2 separate regions of the Mus musculus genome follow, and region 2 is linked to region 1. The links are chromatin loops, found by intact Hi-C in ENCODE. Cell type or tissue: left cerebral cortex. All regions are shown on one strand.

What was found. Peaks named below come from ENCODE experiments on the same cell type or tissue, not always from the same donor. Only the 100,000 strongest peaks of a DNase experiment are listed, where the experiment ranks them.
Region 2: it touches region 1 in a loop (2.1-fold over the local background); 1 of 42 quality-filtered maps calls a loop at or near these places.

Annotation. Positions count from the first base shown.
Region 1 is chr6:128,629,259-128,631,758 of GRCm38, reverse strand. No RefSeq gene overlaps it. Among named protein-coding and RNA genes, the nearest start is that of Klrb1a, 7.6 kb to the right of the region's middle. In left cerebral cortex, a CTCF peak has its summit at 1,558 (motif pointing right); DNase peaks (open chromatin) are centred at 1,171 and 1,568; H3K27ac peaks cover 242 bases.
Region 2 is chr6:128,478,865-128,481,364 of GRCm38, reverse strand. All of the region lies in intron 2 of Gm10069 (predicted gene 10069), which reads right to left. Among named protein-coding and RNA genes, the nearest start is that of Gm10069, 41 kb to the right of the region's middle. In left cerebral cortex, a CTCF peak has its summit at 1,412 (motif pointing right); a DNase peak (open chromatin) is centred at 1,422; H3K4me3 peaks cover 254 bases.

The DNA.
Region 1 (2,500 bases):
TGTAGCACTTGGGTAATCATTTGTCTGCCTTTGATCTGTGGAACCTGTGTGAATAAAGAAGCAGCTGGGTGCTCGTCAGTCAGAGCTGTGCGATTCCCTTGCACATCTCCTGACTCACTCCCCTTCCCTCCTGATATCATCTTGTTTCCTGATAACCTCTGTGGACCCCCAAGACAGCAACGACCCTCTGCCCCTCTGCTGGGGAAGGACCCTGGCCTCCCAGTGCTCTGGGCTCAAAAGATAAATTATTTGGACAACATCCAGTTCTCCTGATTGCTTCCTGTTTGGAGGCACACGGGTTGTGTTGCCTGAAAGGTTAAAAACCTTGTTTATTGATCAGACACTCTGGACTATCAACGCTCTGTTTGTCAGTCCATAGTCCATGAGTGACAATGGGTGAGAACCCAGATTGCTCATGAGAAGACTCCAGGAGAACAGGACAAGCGTCCTGGGACCTCAGCCCTCCAAAGCAAAGCGTTGTTCTTGGAACGTGCTTTTGTGCCGCTCCCAAGTGTAGTACACAGGAGTGGGTTGACTTCAGATTACCGTTAGCTCACTTCAAATGATGTTCCCAAGCATGGGCTGTCCTCGAAGCTGTACACAGCCGGAACTCATGTGAATACACCTTGCCCTGTGATTGTATGTAGCTTCAACTCACGTGAGCCTTGCTCATAAGACCTTGCTCAACCCTCAGAATACACATACACTGTCTGATGCTCCAAGTAAAGTTGGCTATTACATGAGACTTTTGTCCTGCTCCTTCCTCGTCCAGGTTCACACTGCTAACTAGAGTCGTGACAACATTGTTCTGCATGCTGGAATGCTTCAGAGGAATATTACAGATATCTGGAAATATATTCCCTCCTCTTCCTCCTCCTCTTCCTCTTCCGTTTTCTTCTTCTTTCCAGGGTGTGTTAGCTGAGAGAAAAACTTAAAGCAGGAGGAATGTCTTTGGCCCAGCTTCAGAATTTTCAGCCCTTGTTAAAGCTGTTCCCGAGCTCAGGGAGACGCAGGATGTGATGGTGGAGAACGTGTGGCACCCGGAAGCAGAAGAGAGGTCTTTTCATGCCTTCTCTAAGTGGTTCGGGCTGAACTGGTAACACTAGGGAAGTAGGAGCAGGGAGGGCCGAGAGCAGAGACACAGCACAGGACACAGAAGAGCAGAGGCAGGGACCGCTGAGTGTAGGCAGTCGTGCTGGGGACACAGCAAGGCAGCTGCTGCTGGACAGCTGAAGAAGCAGCAGTTGATTGGTTTGTGAACAGTCAGGGAAGGAGCGAGAAGGAAGATGGGAAAGAGGACAAAGAGGGCAGAGCTGAGGTTGAAAAAGCATAAAGGGCTGTAAGGAGAGAGAGGAGAGAAATCTCGGGTCCTTGTTGCCAGAAAGAGTCCTGGAGAGCTACCAAGTCTTCATGCACAAGGGTCTTAGACCCGGGGCTGAGAGAGCTGTAACACAGGTTTCTGCCAAAGGCAGAAAGGTCAGGAGCCATGGGGTCTGTATTGAGAGCTGAGGATACTGGTAGTAGAGGTCTGCCCAATGACTGAACACTAGAGGGCGCCAATTGCTGCTGATTCCCAAATAGTCCCTTGGCTTGCTTCTTCTGCAGTCACTGAGGATAATTGCAGGGAAGCAAAAGCTGCCAGGACTGGAAATGGCAAAGCTTCTTGCCTATCCAGGTGGAGGGAAAGAACCTTCATCCAGCAGATCCCTGACATTTCCACACTCAGAGCTTAATTATCACAATAGCTTGCTGTGGACTTTGCATAGGCATGGCTCTGACCTTCCTTTACCACAAACTGCACCAGAATAGGCGGGGAGGCAGGGGTGGGGCTGGACAGGGGGCAGGGAACAAATCTGAAAACTGATGAAGAATTTGTATCCAAAGGAATATTTTAGGATAAATTAGATAATATCATTCGGCAATCTTATCATAGTCGGTAAATTATGGACAGCTTTGACTTTGGTAAGAGGATTTCTGCAATAGCCTAAATGAAAGGAATGAAGCATGAAAACAGAAATAAATGAGCACAGTTAGCAGAGACAATGAGAACTAAAGGAGGTAAGAGGGTATTAAGCTACCTGTCAGACACGATAAAGCAACGGAAAGGGTAAGAGTTAAATAACTATGAAATCTGACATGTATACACCTGGTATTTCTGAAGAACACACAGCACAGAAGTTTAACACTCATACGGGAAAGCTTCACAGAAAATAACTTGAGAAGTCAAGGGAAAATGCATGCTGAGGAAATCCCTTGCTTCCTGTGTAAACAGGGGTAACTCTCACAGCTAAGGGGTGATAGGAGGTTTCAGAAATTATTTGCATTTGCCCCTCATGTGAGCTCACCATAAATATAAATAAAATGCATTTGTCTATATAATTTTTTATCTGGTTGTATACTCACAACCTAGAACCGTTGGTCACCCGTCTGGGACTTCCTGTGTTTCAGGTACATTCTCTACTGTCACTCCATTCCTAACAGCACAACCATCCATCCACAC
Region 2 (2,500 bases), 150 kb after region 1:
AATCTTGGAGTGGGTAACGGGCAGTACTGCCTTCAAATCATGGACACCTGAGAGCTAGGAAGAAATGAATCCCATTGTGGTCTGGGAAGAGATTCGGATGTCGGTGTCAGGCTTGCCACACTTCATGGTCTTCAGAAGCCAAGCTGAGTCCCAGGCACATGCTGGCCTCAAGAATGCCTTTTCGTAACAGTTATCAGCTGTCACCTCCCATCTCGAACTGAGGGTACAGAGTGTGGCACGGCAAAGTTCATTCCAGATCCTCTGTGTTCACAAACTGACATGTCAACTTTTCCGTGCTGTTCAGTGTCTGAAAACAAGCTGACTCAGTGGAGTCCCCTACAGAGAGCGGACCACAGAGGAAACCTGTTCAAATGCCCTACAGTACTTGTCTGAGCCAACATAAAGAAGGCAAGTACTGAAAATAAAGATAATTATTGCCTTCAAATCCCAGACAGCTCTGCGACAAGGCTGGGAGTACGTCCCCACCATGGTGCCATATTTGACTATGCCATCTTTGAGATCCCACTTGGGAGACCACAGTGCCTAGGGTGATCCAGGCCAGTCTCATCCAGGCTCTATTTACACAGCTGCCTCCTTCCGCAGATCTCTCTTCTCTGCTGTGAAGTCTGATAAATCAGAGACAGTCTCTCTAATAAAGACAAACCCAATAGTTCAACAGCTACTAGGGGCCTGCATGTCTAAAGGAGAGTGGGAGGTGGGGGGGAAGAAGAGGACATGGTCACCAGCATGTGTTGCCACAGCCAGTGACAAAGGCTCTTCTTTTTTGCTCTTTTTTTTTTTTAAAGATTCATTTTATTTATATGAGTACACTGTAGAAGAGGGCATCGGATCTCATTACAGATGGTTGTGAGCCACCATGTGGTTGCTGGGAATTGAACTCAGGACCTTTGAAAGAGCAGTCAGTGCCCTTAACTGCTGAGCCATCTCTCCAGCCCCGACAAAGGCTCTTCTGTCCTGCAGTTGCTAGGACAACTAGCCTCTGCCATTGAGTTTCCATTTAAAGGGATGATGGGTTCACTGGTGTCTGTCATGCAGGATGCCAGAAACACACAGCAGGAGTCTGCTCCTCCTGGCACCGTGCAGTGCTAGCCCTCGTGGGCATTGGCCCGCTGCGGCCCGCTGTGGCCCGCTGTAAGCCTTGCCATCCCTGGAGCCCTGCAGACCTGTAGATAAGACGGGGGCTAAAACTTTGAGGAGACCCTTCCTCACACCGTGTCCCATCGTTTGCCTGTCTGCTGGGGGGGAGGGGCTGGGGAGGGGTGGTTCCTGAAGGAACCGCAAACCAAGAAACGTCCTCCCAGGTGCACCCCTGCTGTGGGCCTTTCCTGTCATCCACGCGGGCAGCCAGCAGGGGGGGCAAGAGCCATTCTGTTTTCCTATCCCTGACTCCCTCCCCCTCGACCTAGAGGAAATCAGCCGCAAGGGGGAGCTAGAGGGAGACGGCTGTCCTCAGCACAGAGTCTTTGCAGGAGATTCAATTCATATCGGAAACACAGAGCCCTGACAAATTTATAATAGACCAGTTCCTTCCTCCTTCCCTGACTTCTCAGCCCGGAGCTGATCTTCATTTCACCGAATGTCTAGATTATCTCACTTTCTCCTTAAGGAAGCTGGTAGTGGGAGAGAGGGAGGGAGGAAGAGGGGGGTCAGGGGCAGGAGGAAGACCTACTCTCTGGAATTCGTTGCAAAAAATGTGAATGAAAGCCGGGCGTGGTGGCACACGCCTTTAATCCCAGCACAGTGGGAGAGAGGGAGGGAGGAAGAGGGGGAGGCAGAGGCAGGAGGATTTCTGAGTTCGAGGACTGCCTGGTCTACAAAGTGAGTTCCAGGACAGCCAGGGCTATACAGAGAAACCCTGTCTCGAAAAACAAAAACAAACAAACAAAAAAAAAAAAAGTGTGAATGACGCTTAAGGATGAAGAGGGAGGTTTCAATTTGATAGCTGTAGCGGTACGTAGGGTGCTGGGGCATTCCCCGGGATCTTCTCTCTGTATTCATGCGTTTGTTTAAAATGTCTTTGCTAGAATTAAAAAGCAGTAACCCAAGTCCTCAGGACCCGGTGAAGTATTGTCTGTGCTGAGGTACCATGGATGCAGGCTACAGCTTCAAATAAAACCTCCAGTGAACGAGCTCTGTAGCATTAAACAAGACGTCTTTTTCAGTACCCAGTCCCTCCTCTGCCCTGCTTTAAACCCTCTAACCTACACTCCGGGCAAAAATGGGTGAGAATCACGTTAGTATGTGGCTGCTTCAGTTACATGCATGGGCTGGGGGGGGTGGGGGGGGGCAGGGGGCTTGGTACACTGATGGTGTGCAAAGGAAGGGACAGTCACTGAAGACTCTGCCTCTCACCTGAGACAGGACAGTGGCGACCCAAAGTCAAGGAGAGATTCTCAGACATGACTTGAAGAAAGACTTCCCCCTTCCCCACCCCAGAAATCACTACTCAGCCACCCTCTGCTTCAGCTGGGTGAAGACC